Regions from separate parts of the Homo sapiens genome. Here all the other regions are linked to region 1. The links are chromatin loops, found by intact Hi-C in ENCODE. Cell type or tissue: mammary epithelial cell. All regions are shown on one strand. Links, peaks and the distances in the headings refer to the core of each region. The heading gives the core; the rest is flanking DNA. Region 1 overlaps LOC107985960 (a long non-coding RNA gene). Region 2 has its middle 19 kb from the start of ITGA6. Region 3 overlaps ITGA6 (integrin subunit alpha 6).

The links. Hi-C counts contacts between places; a loop is a spot of excess contacts. Peaks named below come from ENCODE experiments on the same cell type or tissue, not always from the same donor. Only the 100,000 strongest peaks of a DNase experiment are listed, where the experiment ranks them.
Region 2: it touches region 1 in a loop (2.8-fold over the local background); 2 of 110 quality-filtered maps call a loop at or near these places.
Region 3: it touches region 1 in a loop (2.9-fold over the local background); 2 of 110 quality-filtered maps call a loop at or near these places.

What each region holds. Positions count from the first base shown.
Region 1 is chr2:172,276,573-172,283,683 of GRCh38, forward strand. LOC107985960 (a long non-coding RNA gene) reads left to right here. Exons shown (of 6, transcript XR_001739773.3): 2 at 4,165-4,308. Among named protein-coding and RNA genes, the nearest start is that of ITGA6, 150 kb to the right of the region's middle. In mammary epithelial cell, for the core only: a CTCF peak has its summit at 3,493; a DNase peak (open chromatin) is centred at 5,799; H3K27ac peaks cover 1,313 bases.
Region 2 is chr2:172,405,325-172,412,435 of GRCh38, forward strand. No RefSeq gene overlaps it. Among named protein-coding and RNA genes, the nearest start is that of ITGA6, 19 kb to the right of the region's middle. In mammary epithelial cell, for the core only: no CTCF peak of the experiment used is centred there; DNase peaks (open chromatin) are centred at 3,277 and 3,867; H3K27ac peaks cover 3,377 bases.
Region 3 is chr2:172,438,669-172,445,779 of GRCh38, forward strand. All of the region lies in intron 1 of ITGA6 (integrin subunit alpha 6), which reads left to right. Among named protein-coding and RNA genes, the nearest start is that of ITGA6, 15 kb to the left of the region's middle. In mammary epithelial cell, for the core only: no CTCF peak of the experiment used is centred there; DNase peaks (open chromatin) are centred at 2,407, 2,827, 3,523 and 4,103; H3K27ac peaks cover 3,898 bases.

The DNA.
Region 1 (7,111 bases), core at 1,310-6,309:
TGGAGTTCAGGAGGGAGCCAGGGTTGGAGCAGGGGCAGAACATTCCCAGCTGAGAAACAGCACCTGCGAAGGCTGAGGCAGGAGAGAACTTAACTCCTTGGGGGAGAAGACGAGGGCCCAGTAAGAGGGGAAGAACACTAACAGGTCCAATAGGAGAAGCAGGCTGGCTGGAGACCATGCAGGTCTTCGTGGGCATTGTATCCATCAAGGATCTGTTACCAAAACCAAAACCCATTTGCAGTCGTTTCAGCAGAAAAAGGAGTTTATTAGAGGATATGAAGATACTTTCAAAATTTCTAGAGGGCCAGAAAGTCAGGCTTGTAGGCCAGCAGGTCAGAACAAGGCTCAAACCAACCACACCCTGGGAGTGAGTCAGAAAGGGTCTCTGCAGCTGCCTCCAAGTCTAGACCCCCTCAGCACAGCTCATGCCATTGTTGCCCCTAGGATCTGGACACACTACTGCCACCCTTTCTAGCAAATGGATTCTGCACAGTTGGCTTGCTCATGGCCTCAATTCCAAATGAAGCTGTTTGTTAGACTATCTGATTGGCAGAGCCTGGGTCACATGGTGAGGTCTAGCTGCAAGGGAATCAGGGAAAGTCAGTTTTCTGGTTTCAGCTGTGGGGAGGTAAGAACCTCTAGGGTGGGAAAGTCCCCAAATATGGGAATGATGTCAAGCATTTTGGGCTTAACTGCTTTCACATCATCACATGGTCTGCTGTGGTCAGGAAGGCTGGAGAGGGGCAGAGAGGGGCAATCATCTTTGTAGAAATAAAAAAGAATAAACAAGCCTCAAATAACCAAACCCCAAACCCAACCATTTGGGAAATTAAGAAATGCTACCTCTTGAAAACTTTGTCCATTTATTTGCAATAAGTCTAACAAACCCTCTCAAGAGGTGGTGCTCAAGGGAGCTGTGCAGTGGGTTTGGATGAATGTGCAACCAACGCTGAACAAACATCCCTATTAAAGGGCGTGTTGTTCCAGGTTACAGTTTCTCTCAAGCTAAGGGCAGATCCTTTCTCTCAAAGACACAAACTGGAAAGCCCTGACTCAGGTGCCCAAATTAGGTTTGTGGGGTGGTGGGTCAAGGATTGGAAGGACCCAACAGGACAGAAGTATGAGATGGAAGCATTTTGGCATATCCAGAGGGAGATGGGTTAAGGAAGCAAGATGAAGGTCGGGCAGAGAAGCTGCTTTCTTAAGAAAAAGCTGACCGGGCACAGTGGCTCATGCCTGTAATCCCAGCACTTTGGGAGGCCGAGGTGGGCGGATCCCCTGAGGTCAAGAGTTTGAGACCAGCCTGACCAACATGGAGAAACCTTGTCTCTACTAAAAATACAAAATTAGTAGGGCGTGGTGGTGTATGCCTGTAATCCCAGCTACTTGGGAGGCTGAGGCAAGAGAATTGCTTGAACCTGGGAGGTGGAGGTTGCGGTGAGCTGAGACTGCGCCATTGCACTCCAGCCTGGGCAACAAGAGCAAAATTCTGTCTCAGGAAAAAAAAAAAAAAAAAAAAAAGAAAAAGCTGCATTTTTTCTTAAAGCAACTCCTAATGAGATCATGATTTTCATTGATACAAGAAGCTGGTTGAGTTGGCAGAGCGTTTTTTTGTATTAATGGAAACAAATTACAGCTTAATTCAGATAATAAATAATGCACTTCTAAACACAAAGCAAAATGTATTAAACAAATGGCTGTGGAATAGAAGGTCAAAATGAAACTGTGGTAAGGTGATTTCTCTGCAGCTCAATATTTTCTGTTTATAGTCTGACTTGGAGCCAAAAATAGGATTCTCATTCAGTTGTATTATTAAAAATAAAACGATCTAGTAAGTTAAAAATGGAAGTCTGATGAATCCTCTAGTATTATGTATATAATATAGGCATGTCAAGAGAGAAAATATTAACTAATTATTTTAATGATTTAATAAAAACCAGAATTTCTTAACTGATTATCTAGCAAGTTAAAAACATTGCACACCACTTAAACGTAACAAACTTTTTCTTATCCACATACCTACACACGCACCACCTGACATCACTTGACTATGTTTTTGGTATCAGCCTCCCTCTGAGACTTGTACTAATTTTATTTCAGTGCTTTTCTTCTACAACGGTGGTTCTTAAACTTTTGGGGAGCTCATAAATCCCTTTAGTATTTGACTGTCTCCCTTAAGAATTGCAGTCTCATCTTACTCCTGCAACAAATTTCAAGCAGTTTCGTGGACCGCCAATTAAACTTCTGCCTTAAACCTCAGCTTTCTCCCCATAAATCATGGCAAAGGGAGACAGGGAGCTCAGGCTGGTGTCGGTGATGACATCTGCAAGGATGGAAAGTCCCCACTGGGACTGCTTGTATGTAGTCCCCTGAAATACTGGATTCAGTGGTGCCAGCTTAATGGCCAGGAGAAGTTTTGTACCAGGAACTAACCGATTAGCGTTTTTTTTTTTTTTTTTTTTTTTTTGAAACAGGGTCTGGTTCTGTCATCCATGCTGGAGTACAGTGTACAGTCTTGGCTCACTGCAGCTTTGGCCCCCTGGGCTCAAGCGATCCTCCCACCTCAGCCTCCCGACTAGCTGGGACTGCAGGCATGCGCCACCAAGCCCAGCTAATTTTTGTATTTTTTGCAGAGACAAGATTTGCCACATTGTCCAGGCTGGTCTCAAATGCCTAAGCTCAAGCGATCTACCCACCTCGGCCTCCCAAAGTGCTGGGATTATAGGCCTGAGCCACTGCACTGGCCTGATTAGTTTTTAATAACTATAGTGTGCTAGGTAGAATGGAGGTGGAAATGGCTACAGCACTGCTGCCTTCTGGTTGCCTGGGACCGTCTGTGTCTGCCCCACCTCCATAACAAAACAGACCCTGCCAGCACCACTACAACGCCTTCCCCCCAGGAATCCTGCGGTGTTAGTGCTTTTGAAATATACATTCTTGTTAAGTTCTTAATGATGAAGAATAGCTTCCTCATTGAGTTTCTACTTCTAAGTATACATATACATTTTGAGAGGAAGGAGCTTTTATGTTTTAACTCAAAGGGTGTCTAATGGCAAAGTCCTCTCTGATTGGTCTGGGCACGGGGGACAGCAATTGGGAGCAGAGTTTGGGGATGGGTCCTTTCTAAAATCCCTAAAACTCCTGAACAGAAGATAGTCATTTAATTGCAAAATTACACATAAGGATGAAAATGAAATACCTTTTTGGAGGATTAACAGGAAATATAAATTTCTGTAAGGAGGTAGTGGAAGTTCTTTTCCAAAGAGGTGTTGTGGTAAGGCTTCAAGGTTTCAGATAAAAAGTCTGGTTCTAATCCTGATTCTGCATTCTACTAATTCAGTGGAGATAGAGGAACTTTAGGGCTCCTCAAAAAGTTCAGGCCTCACTTTGTGGCTTTAAGTTTTGAATATTGCCAATGTAGCCATGGCAGTAATTTTGGGAAAATTTCCAACTTCCTGAGCCCAGTTTCCTCATCTGTAAAATGACACACCTGCCTCCCAGTGTTGTTATGTGGAATTAAGGAAATAATACCTGCTATGTATTTAATCAGGTCTAAGGTTCTTATTTCCACCCATACATTAGAAAGGTCTCTGATATTGGGATGGCATCCAGGGGTCTAGACAACCCCAGTTTTATGGGGCCTGAACTCTATATTATTCAGGGACCTTTATAAAAAAGAGAAAATAATACGTGCAAAATTAGGTAAGAACATGAATATTTGTTTAAATGGGAAAATCACAACAAACCACAAATTTTAAAAAGGTGATATAAATCACAAACAACATAAAATACCATAATATTTGTAAAAATTAACTGCCTGGCCCACTTCTGTTATACTTCTTTGCCCTGCATTTTTGGAGGGGAGTGGGCTGTATGACAATGAATTCGTTATGTCTGTTTTCTATAGAGAGAATAGACAGTTCAGTCTTCCTTCTCAATGGTTGACGAAAATTTATTTTTTACTATCAACAGTAAAATGTGTGTTTTCCAGCTTCACAACTGTTTTTGGTAATGTCATATAAATCTTGAGAGTTTTTTTTGTCAAATTTGGGGAAAACCTCTATGAAGTTTCTTTCCTATATGAACTATGAGATTTGGGAAAATTTTCCACAGACCAAATTCTGGCTCACACACTTCACACCTTGTTTATTTTCTGCTGCCCAGGCCATATGCTGCTGGCGAGTGTGGTGGGATGTATTTATATTGGATACAGCCTGGAGCCCTGCACTGGAGCTTCTTACTGCCAGGAGAGCTAGTGTGGTGGAGGGGAGAAGCGGTGAAGCCATTTCTATCCCAGCATGCCCAGCAGTAAGTTAACTGCACAGACCACATACAAACGTCCCACTGAACCCAGACTAAATGTATCCCCAGCTCAACTTCCCCTTTAATAGGATCCCCAAGTTGCCCATAGCCACTCCAGTGCCACCCACATAAGGGGAAGTGTGACAGAGGGGAAGTCAGAGTGGAAAGAGACAGTGGTCTAATTGATTGCAGTTAAAATATCTTTTGCAAATTTTACAAAAATATATGGCCACGTGAACACACTGCTGGCCCCTCTCCAAGAACATTGGAAGGGCCCATGCAAATGAAGGGCCCTGAGGCTGAAACTCTCTTAGCTTCCCAGTAAATACACCCTGGATGGCATCTTTCAATTAATCGGCAGTAGGTTTGCTTTCCTGCTGGGCGTGTTACAGTTGGTGGCAACTTAGATTTGGTATCATATATGTAAAGCACCCCATATGGTGCCTGGCACACACTGGAGGCTCACTAAGTGTTCCTTCCTCCCTTCCCTTAGTGAAAAATCAGCAAACAGAGCTCCATCCCTGGCAGGGGACTATGTCCTTCAAGTGTGTTATTGAAGAATCAGCCTTGTAGAAGTTGATATTCCATTAGTTTGCCTATAAAATTTTTAAATTGCAGTTTTTGAATTTATGGATCTTAGTTCAAGGTCAATAAAAAGTGATTGATGGGTAACCAGCGTGTGCCCAGGGACAGAAGATGTCCTCCTGTTGCTTTGTCAGTGGTCGATGATAATGTACTCGTTTCCAGCCAACCCCTAAAAAGGCAAACCCATCGCTAAGAAACAGAAGAAAAAAGAACAAAATGGACTACACTGTATTAAAGACACCTGAGTTCTGTAGAGGAGAGTTTTCCCAGAATCAGCCCAACACTGCCCTATCACCTACCTGAAGGGCATGTGCCAGACAGTCTGAGCTCATCAGATTCAGGACATGAGGAAAGTTATCTTGGTTTTCCTTTCTACTCTCCCTTCTTCCCTTCACTCTTTCCTTTCCTCCATCTTGTCCACATTTTCTAGACTGCTTACTGTCACTTTCTGAAACAAGAAAAAGATTCCACTTTTCATTGCTTATTAATGCTAAATGACTACCCATTCCCTCGAAGCTATTAATATATATATAAAGAAGTAGGGCATGGAGTGCTGAAATGCAACTGTGTGTCACTTAACAATGTAGATATGTTCTATGAAGTGCATTGTCAGGCGATTTCTTTGTGCAAACATCATAGAGTGTACTTGCATAGCTCTAGATGGTACTGCCTACTATACACCTGGGCTGTGTGGTATAGCCTATTGCTCCTAGGCTATAAAACTGTACAGCATGTTACTGTACTGAATATACCATAGGCAGTTGTAACACAATGATCAGTATTTGTGTATCTAAACATAGAGAAGGTTATGGTATAAAAGATAAAAAATGATATACTTGTAAGGACACTTACCATAAGTGGAGCTTACAGGACTGGAAGTTGCTCTGGGTGAGTCAGTGAGTAAGTGGTGAGTGATTGTGAGGGCCTGGGACATTACTGTACATTACTGTAGACTTTATAAACACAGCACACTCAGGCTACACTAAATTCATTTTACTTTTTTTGAGACAGTCTCACTCTGTCATTCAGGCTGGAGTGCAGTGGCATGATCTTCGCTCACTGCAACCTCTGCCTCCTGGGTTCAAGTGATTCTCCTGCCTCAGCCTCCCTAGTAGCTGGGCTTACAGTTGCCCACCACCATGCCTGGCTAATTTTTGTATTTTTAGTAGAAATGAGCTTTCACCATGTTGGCCAGGCTGGTCTCAAACTCTTGACCTCAAGTGATCCGCCTGCCTTGGCCTCCCAAAGTGCTGGGATTAGAGGCGTGAGCCACTGTGCCTGGCTTAAATTTATTTTAAAACTCTTCTTTCTTCAATAATAAATTAACCTTAGCTTACTGTAACTTTTTCACTTTATAAGCTTTTTAATGTTTTTAACTTCTTTTGGAATAACACTTAGCTTTAAACACAAAGGCATTATACAGCTATGCAAAAATATTTTCTTTATATCCTTATTCTATACATTTTTTTCATTAAATTTTATTATTATTATTTTTACTTTTAAACTTTTTTGTTAAAAACTAAGACAACTACACACACATTAGCCCGGGCTTAATCATCGGGGTCAGGATCATCAATATGTCATCAGGGGATAGGAATTTTCCAGCTCTATTCTAATCCTATGGCATCACCATCATACATGCAGTCTGTTGTTGCCTGATGTCACTGTGTGGCACATGACTGCAGGGGGTGTGGGAAGCCCATTTCTGAGTCAGTTAGAAGGCATATATATTTTCTTCCTTTGCCGTCACTTTACGTTTGTAATTCTGAGGCTCTCTACACGGTTCACTTGGGACTGTATGTTAAGGCTGCTGTTAACTATAAAACAGGTTAAACTGTATTTCAGAGTAGGCATAATTAATGAGGGTGTTATTTCAGGAACAATGATAGGGATTGTGAATAGTCAAGATTCATTCTAGAATGAGCAAGAAATTTGCTGGAAAAAAGAGGTGTAATGAAAAAGGAAGCTTCTTTCTATTTCTGATGAGGAGCTTGGTATGTCTGTAGTTTGATTTTGTAACAATTGTTTTCCCTGAAGTAATTTGGATGCTGCATTAGTCTGATTATTATGATTTCCTGTTTAGAACCCAGATACCTTCTCGATATGTCCCCAATAGCATATTTCTGGAAATGACTTCAACCAATTACATTAGCTCTCATTCCCTTGGTTTCTATGTGGTTGACCAGACAGGAATCAGGCTGCCTGAGTGTGCAATCCAGATAGC
Region 2 (7,111 bases), core at 1,261-6,260, 130 kb after region 1:
AAAATTAGACCATCTGTTAGAAGACTGTCTAAACCAGAGGAAGTAACTGAAAAACTATGTTTGTCAAATTGGGATGAACATACTGGGAAATATGCACGACACATCACACTGGAGTATCAATTTTATTAATAAAATAGTGTCCGTAAATTTATTTATATGACAACAAATATGATATTAAGGAATTCAATGCAAACATGACCAAAATGAGGTATTTATTTATTATTTTTAGAATTTTTGATTTGGGGGCACACGTGCAGAATTGTTACATGGATATATTGTTGTGATGCTGACATTTGGGATACAAATGGTCCTGTCGCCCAGGTGGTAGGCGTAATACCCAATAGGTAGTTTTTCAGCCCATTCCCCATTCCCTCCCTGTCTCAACTAGTAGTCCCATGTCTACTGTTCCCATCTTTATGTCTATGTGTAGTCAGTGTTTAGCTCCCACTTGTAAGTGAGAATATGTGGTATTTGATTTTCTGTTCTTGCATTAATTTGCTTAGGATAATGGCCTCCTGTCACATCCATGTTGCTGGAAAGGACATGATTTTACTTTTTTATGGCTGCATAGTATTCCATGGTGTCTATATACCACATTTTCTTTATCCGATCCAGCGCTGATGGGCACTTAGGTTGATTCCGTATCTTGGCTATTGTGAATAGTGCTGTGATGAAGATGCAAATGCACGTGTCTTTTTGATAGAATGCATTATTTTCCTCTGGTTATACCCAGTCATGGGATTGCTGGGTAGAATGGTAGTTCTGTTTTAAGTTCTTTGAGAAACCCCCAAACTGCTTTCAACAGTGGATGAACTAGTTTGCATTCTCATCAACAGTGTATAAGTGTTTCCTTTTCTCTGCAGCATCTGTTATTTTTTGACTTTTTAATACTTGCCATTCTGATGGTATCTCATGGTGGTTTCATTTGCACAAAATAAGAGATTTAAATATTTTTTGAGTTAATAGCATTACTTAAAATGGCATCTGCCATTAATGGTATTCAGATGAAAAAGAATGGAAGCAATTATCAGACCTAATCAGAGGAATCAATTACAAAATAATTATGCAAATCAATGCTGTTCCTGTATGCAAGCAATAAACAGAAATTATAATAAAAATATAGATTCCATTCACAATAAGACACACACACCATAAGATATAGATAGTGCTATGGTCTGAATGTTTGTCCCCCACAAACTCATATGTTGGAACCTAATCCCCAGTGTGATAGTGTTAGAAAGTAGAACCCTGTCTTTACAAAAATAATTTAAGAATTAGCTGTGCATGGTGGTATGTATGTGCCTGTCGTCCTAGGTACTTGGGAGGCTGAGGTGGAAGGACCTGAGCCTGGGAGGTCAAGGCTGCAGCAAGCTGTGACCATACCACTGCACTGCAGCCAAGACAACAGAACGAGACTCTGTCTGAAAAAAAAAAAAGATATATTATTAATAAGTCAGTCCCCCAAATTAAGCTCCAATTTCCAACACATTCCTAATAAAAAAAAAACCAATAGGATTTTGGAGAAAACCTGACAAAAATGTTCTAATACCCTTCTGAAAAAAAATTCATGTAAGGGCGAGGCGCAGTGGTTCATGCCTGCAATCCCAGCACTTTGGGAGGCTGAGGTGGGTGGATCACTTGAGGTCAGGAGTTCAAGACCAGCCTGGCCAACATGGTGAAACCCAGTCTCTACTAAAATTACAAAAATTAGCTGGGTGTGGTGGCGTGCACATTTTAAAAGAAGACTATGAATCATATTAGGAAGATCTACTAGCTTTAAATCTCTGCTGGAAAGTTACTGACAAAATTCTTTTCTAATAGGTAACATTAGAATGAGATTTTCTCTTTAGTAAGAGCACCAAGACCCAGCTAATGCCCTCATTCAGTATTTCTCAGATTTGGTTAGTTTATATACAGCTTTTCATGGAAAAAATTATTAGCCCAAGTGATGACTCAAATTATTTTTTTAAGTAACATTACTTCATTACCATCAAACAAAACTAGTTATATGCTTCTTAGGTTTTTGACCCTTAAACAAGTATAATGGTAAAATACATTTATCAATTAAATATCCATAATTGTAAAAATCAGTGAAATTCAAATGAGGAATATTTTTAAAATGTGATAAATGATATTTTATGGAAACCAAATTGCTGGTGTTGGATTGAATAGGAGGAAGATGTGTTTGGTTGTTTCATGCTTCACTAGCTGGTTGTTGCTTTTGATCTGGAATATGATGAGCCGTTATTTGAGGCTTAATTGTTCCTATCACTGTTATTTTTAGCTCTTATATTTGTTTTTATCCATTGATCGACTATGTTGATTGTCCAATAAATTTAGTGCACTGTCTTGTATACGATGTTGTGTACAGTGTTGCATACGACATTGAAAGTTTAGCACCAGTTCTCTTGGAAACACAAACACAGATAATGAACTCAAGCCAGTATTTAGTTACAAGATGGTCAGCCTGATGGGCCAGAACACTCTGATATGACTTTTCTTAGATCATAATCCAAAGAAAAGCCCCGAATTTAAAAAATTATCTCAGAACTTGTGAATCTCAGTTTGAGAAAACATTACCCCAGCTTACTTCAAGTAGTAATTGATGTAAAAAAAAAATTCCAGGGTAACAGAAGAAATTGGGTAGTATTTTGTGATTATTATAAGTGAGACTTTGTGACATTGATCTATATTTTCAACACCCATCTTTGGCATGGACTGGCTGATCCTCCTTTAGAGATGGGCACTGCTAAGCCTATTCTGCAGATGAATAAATTGAGGCAGAAAACAGCACTCCAGGGGCATAGAGAAAGTTGTGGTGAAATTTAGGTTCGAGGTCAAAGTTGTGCCTAACTGAGAGGGAAAGTGAGGGGCAATGACAAAAATTGCTCAGCCTTGGCTTGCTCTGACACTATTTAAGCTGTACCTTTTTTCTTCCTCTGGCTAACCAGGACAAGGCATCCAGGACCACAATGCAGGGAGCCTCATCAGGCACTTGTGCTAAACAGGCACTCCCTGTACCTGACCCCCTGTGTCCTATTCAGCTACAAGGGATGAAATGGAAACTAATCGCTTTTCTGAGACCATGAGAACAAGCAGTCAGCTTGCAAGATGTTATCCCCTTCTAATTATAGGTCCACAAGCGGTGAATGCTTGCCATGGGAAGCTACTATTCTTTCCCAAATGCAGGTGTCCCTTCTTGAACAGCTGCCAGGAGCTCAGCAGCCTTGGAAGCCCTTCAGATAAATAGCACCTGAGGTTACATTGCCTCAGCTGTGGCATGTAGAGACACAACCCTCGGGTATCTGGGTGTGGACTTGCTTTAGTCATGGGGAGACTAGAGAGACTTGTCCTTCAAATCAGACCAACTTATAACCACCTCCCCAAACATCAGGGGAATAGCACCCTAGCCATAGTTACTATTGTAACCAAAGGAAATAACCAGAGCACCAGACTCTGCCAAGTAGATTCATTATGAGTGGTAAATAAGATAACATTTAGGATTAAATCGAACTTTCCTAGGCTTGAGACTTTTCTGCAACTCCACACAATAGCACTGGAAAATAATTTGGTTTTATAGTTCTTATTAACTATGGTCAAGGCTGGAGTCCTGTTTTTAAATTACCAGATTTGACTTGTTTGCCTGTTTGAGGTAACCTGCCAAAAGTAGTCACAGAAAACCAGGTTGCTTTCATTCTGCACTTACTATTTTTGTTTTTAGGACCCCAAAAGTGAGCTTAATGCATTATTAATAGGAAGTTTGACTTATGATCTTTAAACAGGAGCTTTTAAACATTAGTCAAGGTTTGAAAGCCAAATACTTATAAACATGTTCCTACGGGCATAAAAGGGAGGATGTAAACCAAACTGTTAACAATGATTATCTCAAGGGAGGGGCACTGGACAGGGTGGAAAATGTCACTTTCTGTTTTATACACTTCTATTGTCTAAGTTTCTTTGTTTAATACTGAGCATGTGACTCATACTTTAACTGTTTAAAAACAGTTTTTATTTAGAATAATTTCATTCACATATGAAAAATTAACCTGGATTCACACTGATGTCACAAGCAAGCACAATTCAAGGCATATTAGAATAAGTTGATTTGATCTGATTGACTTTAGGAAGAACTTGTGGAAATAAACCAATGTAATTTAGGGTAGAGCCTCTTCCTACAGCAGGAGGGGTGATTTTTCTCAGTCTCTTCTCAACAAGACCTCTGGTTTGAGAAATGGTGTGAAACCAGGCAGATTGCAAGCCCTTGTATGGAACCTTGGTGGCAGTGACTGGTGATTATTGTGCCCCATTAAGGCAGAAGATCCAGCCTCAGTGGAAGCCATGAAATTGCCTCAGCCTCTGCCAAGTGTTTGTTCTACAACTGCATGATTTGTATGCCACTGCAGAACCCTATGAATCCTAGTGTGTTGCGATGTTGAGAAGAAGAACATGCCACTCTCATTTTAATCTGGTTTTCTGGGGAAAGTACTTGTTAGGATTAGGGAGACTCACAAGCTGGGCCTGGCTCTGCCCCTTACCCTTTATGGGTCTCAGTTTCCTTAACTCTATACATAGGAGAAGACTGAATTTTACACGATCTCTAAGGTCTCTTTTGGCACAAAAATCCTTATGACCTCTGAAGTGGTTCCTAAACCAAGATTTTTGAGTAGTGAGTACCGTATAGTTCCTTTCTTGTCCTTATTGATTGACGGATTGAGACAGGGTCTTGCTCTGTCACCCAGACTGGAGTACAATGGGGTGATCATAGCTCACTGTAACCTTGAACTCCTGCGCTTAAGGGATCCTCCTGCCTCAGCCTCCTGAGTAGCTGGGACTACAGGTGCATGCCACTCTGCTCAGCTAATTTTTTTATTTTTTTAATTTATTTTTGTGGTAGAGTCAGGGTCTCACTAAATTTCCAGGACTGATCTCAAACTCCTGGTCTCAAGCAGTCCTCCTGCCTTAGACTCCCAAAGTACTGGGATTATAAGCATAAGCCACCATGCCCAACCTCGTTGTTTTTTAAAAAGCCCAACTTCAAGTAAACATAGCAACTCGGTCATTGTCATATATGTAGTCATATAGGTCTATGTTGTATGTTATATGTGTATGACATGTCAGTCAAAGAAAAGTCAGCCCAACCTGCTTTATAAGTATGGGAGAGGGAGGACCAAGAGACATGGAGGGCTCAGGGTTTCTCATGAAACAAGTATGTATTTGGGATTAAGATCTTGTACTCCATGCTCCCACATGGAGACAAGTCTGCCTTCAAGTTTCTCTTCATTAGCGCAGCACCTTAGAAATAAGGGCCATGTCACCCATTTTCCTTTAAATTACTCCTAGCTCAGGGGCTGAGTTGGTAGAGGGTGGCACCCTCAGTGATGTTCTTCTGGCCAAGCCATTCCTGCTCTGACGGGGCCACTCTGGAGCCAGCAGGTGGGTTCCTGAAGTAAGCTGATGACTCACTCGGTCTTGACCTGATTCCCTCAGGTATGGAATCTGTCCCAAGGAGGTCTTGTGGAGAGTGGGGAAGGGAAACTGCACATGAAGTGCCCAAACTCCTGGTCACTCTATATGTCAGGCTCAACTTGAGTCACTTGCAAGCATGGATGTGATTTGATGATGAACAGCCTGTTACATACTACATTGTACAAAATAAGAGAGGTCAGAGTGGCCTTCAGACATCATCCTGAAAGTGAACGCTAACTTGAACACCTCCTCTGACAGCCTTCCCTTCTTTGCTTTTTTCTTTCTCCTTGTTTTTTCTAATCTCCAGTTCTTCCTTCTTATCTGACTCATGACTTCCCATGGCACTCATGGATGGATGTCGTGTATTTTCCTATCTGCAGCTCAGATCCAAAGACAAAAAAACCCAACTGAGCCCTATCTGCCAACCATCCAAGACTCCCAGGTGTTTCTAAATTCTTTCCTGGATGTCTATCTCCAGGACTAAGAAGTTCTGGGTCTTCTTTTGCAGGCTGTCAACAGATTCCCCCTCATATTTGACAGAAAAGCTTTGAGCAAAGCTCAGTCTTACTTCTATGAATAAAAGAGATAATTGTGATCAGTGATTAAAACCATATACACACACGTGTGTATACACACGCACACACACGTGTGTATACACACGCACATACACACACGTGGGTATGCACACGCGCACACACACACGTGGGTATGCACACGCATATACACACATACGTGTGTATGCACACGCACATATACACGTGTGTATGCATACACATACATATGTATACACGTATGTGTATACATATATACAGACGTGTATACATATATACAGACATGTGTATACATATATAGACATGTGTATACATATACACAGACATATGTGTATACATATATACACAGACGTGTGTATACACACGTATACACACACGTGTGTATACACACGTGTATGTGTGTATACATATGTATATATGTGGGTGTATGCATATATATACACACATACATATGTATATATATGTGTGTGTATACATATATATATATATTTTGTTTTTTGTATTTTGTTTTTTGAGAGAGAGAGGATCTTGCCCAAGCTGGAGTTTAATGGTATGATCATGGGTCACTGCTGCCTCAACTTCCCAGGCTCAAGCAACCCTCCCACCTCAGCCTCCTGAGTAGCTGGGGCTACAGGAGCATGCCACCACACCCAGTTTGTTTGTTTGTTTGTTTATTATTTATTTTGTAGAGACAGAGTCTTACTATGTTGTCCAGGCTGGTCTTGAACTCCTGAGCTCAGTGATCCTCCTGCCTTGACCTCCCAAAGTGCTGGGATTACCGATGTGAGATACCATGCTCAGCTTCTTCCATATTCTTTGTTTTTGTTTTTGTTTTTTTATAAAGAGACAGAGTCTTGCTCTGTTGCCCCGGCTGGAGTGCAGGGGCATAATCTTGGCTCACTGCAGCCTTGACCTCGCCAGCTCAAGCAATCCTTCCTCCCACCTCAGCCTCCCAAGTAGTTGGGACTACAGGGAAGTGCCACCATGCCCAGCTAATTTTTTTGTTTTTATGTTTTGTAGAGACAAGGTCTCACTGTGTTGCTCAGGCTGGTCTTGAACACCTGGGCTCAAGCAATCCTCACACCTCAGCCAAT
Region 3 (7,111 bases), core at 1,399-6,398, 160 kb after region 1:
TCCAATCAACATCAGCCTTTACTGTTAGGGTCCCTTAAAGTAAAATATGAACATAATTCCCTCACACTGGGGAGTTTTTGTAGCTCTCTTATCTTTTCAGTCTGGTGGACAGCAGAGGTTACCCTTTGGGGGCCAGGTCAAAGGTTAAGTTTCCCTATGGAAGACTACAACTGGAGGGCAGTCCACAGGCCGCCATGAAGTATACATTGTTTTGATGAAGACAGGAAGGGGAAATATGGGACTTGGAAGAAGGAAGAGAAGATGGCAGCATGTCAAAACTCTTTGGCAATCTGCAGACCTTTGTGCTATATTTGAGCTACAGAGAACCACGACTTTTTATTTTGAGTTCTTACAAGACTCATTTTAGGTGTGGAGAGAGCTCTTCCCATGTGGGTCTGCAGCTCTAGAATTGGGTAGTGCCTTGGATGGCACAGTCCTGGTGTATCCTGCAGGCTGAGTGGACAGGAGGGCGTTGACTGGGTGTGTGTGATACAGGGTGGAAGCCAGCTCCGAGAACGCAGCAGGAGAGCCAAGGCTGTGCTTCCTGTTCCTGCTGGCCTGGTTGATTTGTCTTTGTAATCCTAGTCAATGCATCCAGCGTCTCAGTGCATATATTGAATAAAAAATGACGAATGGCCTTGTTGAATTGTCAGGAGTGTAGAAAATGAGGCTCAATCAGCACTTTGGGTTCTAAAATACTGTCGTTTTTCAATCTCTTCTTTCAAGATTATTGGTATAGACCTTGAGGGAAATCTGAGTTCAAAAGGAAATAGAATATCTTTGGAATTTTGCAAAAGTGTGAGTCATCAGGACTTGAGCATACATTCCCCTGGTGTGCTGCAAATCAGATATGAAACATCTTCCTGAGGTGGCATGGTGGTGGTATAAAAGCTTCATTATAGTACAGAATGAAGTGTGTACTTATATAAAACACAAGTCTTCGAAGACATTGCAAGCTTTTGGTGGTTGCTTTGCACTGTGCCTCTGTACATGTTCACCTGCCTCTGTCATTCAGTGCTTTTGTGAAAATGGCTGGGAAGCATTGACCAGCTCAACCTTTTCTCTCTAGAAGGAAGACTGAGACCCAGAAAAGTCAAGTGACAGCTAGTCAGTGGTAATGTGGGCCCTGAAACCTAGCTGCCCAGTGCCCAGTCCACCTGATGGTATGCCATACACATCTTCCGTTTGGTGAAATAGCCCATTCTTGGAGTTAAACTTGTGCCACATAAATCTTGCCCTTAATAGAACAGTATCTTGGGTTTTTAAATGTCCCCTACATAGTGGGCTGGGAGAGATAGAAAATACAGCCACTGTCACCCCTTCCCCTGCTTACTAGGGCACTCCAAATGACCATAGCACATTTTTTCAGTGGAGTCTCAGAATTCTTCAGGTCAACATTGGTCAGCCTTCACTGTTGTGTGGGTGTTTGCAAATAAGACAGCACCTGTTTGCCCTCCTGGCCTTGCTAAATCCCGTGCATATGGAAGGCACCCTATAAATGTATGCCTGATGGATATGAGTCCTGTTGGTTTGTGAGCTTCTTAAGAACAAGGCTGACATCTTGTTCAGTTTTGGTTCAAATCTAATACATAGAAATGGATATTCAGTAGGTATTTGTTGAACTCTTTGATTCCCCAAATACACTAAAGGCTTTTAGAGAACAGGAACCAGGGTAAACATTTCTTTAGAATGATCTTTTACATGCTGGTACTTTGAAAAAAAATTGTGGTAAAATATACATAACATAAAATTTATTTTAACCATTTTAAAGTGTATGATTCAGTATTGTTAAGTATATTCACATCATTTCTTGCCCGGAAATGATGTTGTTTCATATTATGAGGCCATAAAGTATTGATAAGCTAAACAAACTTTAACTCAATATATGATTGTGCTGTATCATTTAGTACTATATTCTAATGTGTATTAGTGGCAATGAAATTTAAAGTTTAACATATTTATGGTACAAGTTGAAATTTAGTCTCTTAGCTTATTATGTGTTTTTCCAATCCGGTTAAGGACTGCTATGAGTTGAATTCAGCAGTTGTATACCTGGCACCAACAGCCTTTGAGAAACCAAGTAATTTAAGTTTTTAATTGAGTAACAGAAAATTGCAACTAATAAAATGCCTGGCTATATTAGCTTATTTGTCATTTATATGTTGTTAGTACTCCTTAACTCTTGGTAGCTTTAAGATGAAACCAAGAGTGGTTTCAGTTGCATTCTGTGTTCTGATTGAAGCTGAGGCTTGATTTGTGGCTTGAAGTTTGAAAGGAAGTGCCTGTTTGTTCAGGGAACACCAATTGGACTAACAGCTGTCCTCTGTATTAAGGCCATCTTTAGCTTGTCTTGCAAATACTTTCCTTGTTCACTAATCCCTTCTCCCCACCCTGCTTCCTTTAGACCCATGTTAATCTATTACCTGGGAGCAGCTCTAGATTCTTGAGTTGGTAATGACTAATTTCTCCGTTGCTCTCATCCTGTTGAGTTTAATAGGCTCTCTTTTTTCTTACTGATGTTTTCATGATGAGATTTCTAATAAGTTATTTGGGAGCTATCAGAATAGAAACTAATAAATATTATCTATCTATTAGCTGTCAGAATAAAAGCTTACTGAGGGTCCTGAACTGTGAGGCCACTGAAGGCAGGGGTTTGGGTCTGATTTATCTGTGTTTGCCTAGAGCTTTAACAGAGCCTGACACTTGTAACTCTTAAAAATATGCTTTAAAATAAATCTAAACTCAGGCATGGTGGCTCATGCCAGTGATCCCAGCACTTTGGAAGGCTGAGGTGGGAGGAAGGCCTGAGCCTAGGAACTCAAGGTGAGAGTGAGCTATGATTGTGTCACTGCACTCCAGCCTGGGTAACAGAGTGGAGACGCTGTCTCTTTAAAAAAAAAAAAAAAAAAAAAAAAAAAAAAAAAAAATCAAACCTCAGTGCATAAGACACAGGTGTTTTCATCTGTGAACGAGAGTAGACACATTCTAGTAATACCCAATGTTTTTGTGAATTTCTTTACAATTGAAACTATTTTCCACTTGTAGAAGTTGGGAAGGAACTTGGGGAATGGCCTGGAAAGGTAGACCACCATCCTCATTTCATAGAACAAGAAATGGAGACCTAGGATTTGTCATAGTCCTGCAGCCAGCTACAGACAGAGCTGTGCCTACAATTCCCTTCTTGTCCTGAGTTGTTTCTGCTTCATTTCCCACTAGAACCCCATCCCGCCCTCACCCCTAAGCAGAGGTCCAGCTAGCTAATGTGTCTGTTTTTATAAAATGCCACCAGAAGCTTAAGTACGTCGGTTCGTGTCCCATCAAACTTGTCCAGATCTCTTTCTCATCATAGAGAGGTACCATCCTGAGTTGCTCAGATGATAAACATTTCTCCATTAGAAACTAGGCTCGGATTTGCCTGTGGCCACAAATCCAGAAGCAGCTGTGTGTTCCCCATGTTTCTCACCAACCCCTGCGTCATGTTTCTGAATAAGGAGTCCTGGTTACCGCCACACCCCTCATTCATTGCTTTAGATTAGATGAAAGGCGAGGTGCCTGACTCAGGCCACTGACTCACTCTGCTTGGGTGAACCCAGCTCCTCCCGGTAGGAAGTGATTGCCCCAGGCAGGTTGAGGAGTGCCCACAGCATCCAGGACTAAAGCATTTGGACCCTGCAGCTATTTATAAACAGCACTTTACAGTGCTTTCAGTCTGAATATTGGGACTCCCCTAGAAAGGACAGATTCAGTCCTTTCTGAAAGGAGGATAGACGAAGGGTGAGGAGTTCTTGTTGGATGTATTTTCATAGCTGAAAGGTTCCCCTGAATGCTGTCAGTGCCATGGATGTTCATAGGGAAGGTTAGAGTTCCTGTCTCTGATGTCATTCATTTTATGCTGCAGCTCACTTGACTGTGGGACTCCCTAGGAAAGCTTATCTACCTTTTCAGCTGTTGCACCTCTTTTCTTCCATGTAGTTTGCCCTCTGCCTTACATTCACTCTTCATTGTAATGCCCCAGTTGCCAGCACAGTGCCTGGCGCACAGTAGGTACGTGTTTGTGAGCTTGCTTTACTGATGTGTTGTCATGCCTCTGGAACGGGCTGTAAAAATCAATCTTTGACTCTTTGCCAGCAACTGCCCACATAAAGAGAGCATGTGTGAGCTTGTTTTATGCAATTACAAGGTTTGCTTCATGACTTGTGGGCGCTGATTTTTTTTTTTTAACCTCACTATCTCCATCATTTTCTCTGCAAGATTTTCAGTGACCCTCGTGTCCATGGACTGACCTCCATTTTTAAAATTTCATTTTTAATTTATTTTTGAATAGGTAGTACAGTCACATGGTACAAATATTAAAACTACAAAGATGGAATGAAAGTCAGCCTCCCACCCTTGATCTCTGGGCATCCTATTCTTCCTGGAGGCAACCATTGTTTTACCAGCTTACTGTGAATCTTTCAGAGCTACCTATACATTTACAAGCAAATATGTACATAGATTTTTTTTACCCATTTGCCATGTAGATTCTTTTGCACCTTGCTCTTTTTCTCTTGGTATGTTTTAATGCCTGTTCAATCTTGTAAATAAAGAGCTTCCTTATTATTTTTAATCTCTGCATAATACTCAGTTTCGAGGATGAACTATGATTTATTTAACCAGTCTGGGTATTCAGATAATTTCTAATCCTTCGCCGTTAAAAGCAGTGCTGCAGTGAAGAACTTTATGCTTCCCTCATTTCACCTTAAATGAATTAATTTAAGGTGAATTAATTAATTCCTAGTGCAGAGTGGCCTGGCCGGCGTTGTTGTTTTAATGGTCACGGCTGATTCTGGAGGAGTGGCTGCCCTCATTCCTTTCTATCCTAACCATCTGATAGGACCACAGGCTACGCTATCAGTGGGTTTAGTAGAGTCTTTTCAACAATCGAGTTTCCAGCCTTATGCCCAAGCTGTTGGATCCCTGAAGGCTTCAATGTTTGTGTCCTAGCTGTACTTTATGCTTGTTAAAATGTATGTGTTAAAATTAGAATGGCTTGTTGGAATGTGTAAGATTGCGTATAGTGTTTCATGTTTTATCACTGTGTTGAGTTTACAAAGTTACTTGATGTTATTTCTTTTTTCTTTTTTGAGGCAGGGTCTCACGCTTTCGCCCAGGCTGGAGTACGAGTGGTGCACTCACGGGTTACTGCAGCCTCAACCTCCTGGGCTCAGGTGATCCTCCCGCCTCGGCCTCCCGAGTACCTGGGACTACTGGCATGCACTACCACGCCTGGCTAATCTTTGTATTTTTTGTAAATATGAGGTTTCACCATGTTGTTCAGGCTGGTCTCAAATTCCTGGGCTCAAGTGATCCTCCCACCTTGGCCCCCAAAGTTCTGGGATTACAGGAGTGAGCCACCATGCCTGGCCCATCGTTTCATTTGATCCTTGCAACACCCTATGAGAATATTTAGATAGAACGATTTCACAGATAATCCATAGTGATACTCAGCTAACGGGTGGTACTGCCAAGACTTGAACCCACCATTCTTGTAACTTCCTTGATATCTCTAATTATGGTTTTGGTCTGCCAGTTTGTTATGGAGCAGAAAAGAAGATGTAAGCTTTCTGGAGGTAGTAGCTGCTACAGGCATACACTATATTATCTCAGCAATAGCAAGTCCAAGTAGGACTGATTCAGTATACACAAAGAAGTATTAGTTGCTAAAATATTGAAATAACTTTCATTCTGGTTGGTGCACGTTGAGTATCCCAAATATGAACAACCAAAATCTGAAATGCTCCAAAGCTGGAAACTTTTTGAGTGTTTTTGAGTGCCTGCCAACATGACATGCAAGAGAAACATTCATTGGAGCATTTCGGATTTTGGATTTTTAGATTTGGGATGCTCAGTAAGTATTAATGCAAATATTCCAAAATCCCCGCCCCCCGCCCCCCGCCAAAAAAAACCAAAAACCCAAAACACTTGTAGTCCCAAGCATTTCAGAAAAATGATACTCAACCTGTAAATAGCTTTGCCCCAAACCCCCCTGAGTTTCTTTCTCTACTTCCCTGGCCAGTTTTCACATAGGAACCCCCCTAATCGCCACGTATTTCCCCCCCACAACCCAGCAATAAAGGGGAAATGCCCTCATAAGCGAGGAGCCCCTGGATTGTAGCTCCCGTGCTATGGCCACCATCTGTGCTCGCTAATTGGTTCCCAAGCCATACTGGTCCCTAAATATTCTTAAATCTGTAAGTGCAGGAATGGAGTATTAAACAATGTAAGCGTTTAGGCATATAACTTGATTTCTGTAGGTTTTGTTTGTTTTGTTTTGTTTTGAGAGAGAGTCTTGCTGTCACCCAGGCTGGAGTGCAGTGGCGGGCTCTTGGCTTACTGCAACCTCTGCCTCTCAGGTTCAAGTGATTCTGCTGTCTCAGCCTCCCAAGTAGCTGGGACTACAGGCGCCCACCACCATGCCTGGCTAATTTTTTTGTATTTTTAGTAGAGACAGGGTTTTGCTATGTTGGCCAGGCTGGTTTGAACTTCTGACCTCAAGCGACTGCCCGCCTCAGCCTCCCAAACTGCTGAGATTACAGGCATGAGCCACTGTGCCCGGCTGGTATTTATACTTTGTAAATTGCCTTTGTTGTTCTTAGTATCCTATTTCTAAATCTGTTGTCTTTTTCTTTTCTTTTTTTTTTTTTAACAAAAAAAAAAAAAGGCCGGGCGCGGTGGCTCACGCCTGTAATCCCAGCACTTTGGGAGACCGAGGCGGGCAGATCACGAGGTCAGGAGATCGAGACCATCCTGGCTAACACGGTGAAACCCCGTCTCTACAAAAAATACAAAAAATTAGCCGGGCATGGTGGTGGGCGCCTGTAGTCCCAGCTACTCGGGAAGCTGAGGCAGGAGAATGGCCTGAACCCGGGAGGCGGAGCTTGCAGTGAGCTGAGATTGCGCCACTGCTCTCCAGTCTGGGCGACAGAGTGAGACTCCGTCTTTTTTAAAAAAAAAAAAAAGAAAAAAAAAAGCCTGAAAGACCTCTTTTGGTTTTGCTTTTTGCTTTGTCTTTGTCTTCCCGGCCTCTAAAAATCTGGGTAGCTGGTCTGAGGTGTTGGGACCCAGGACTTGC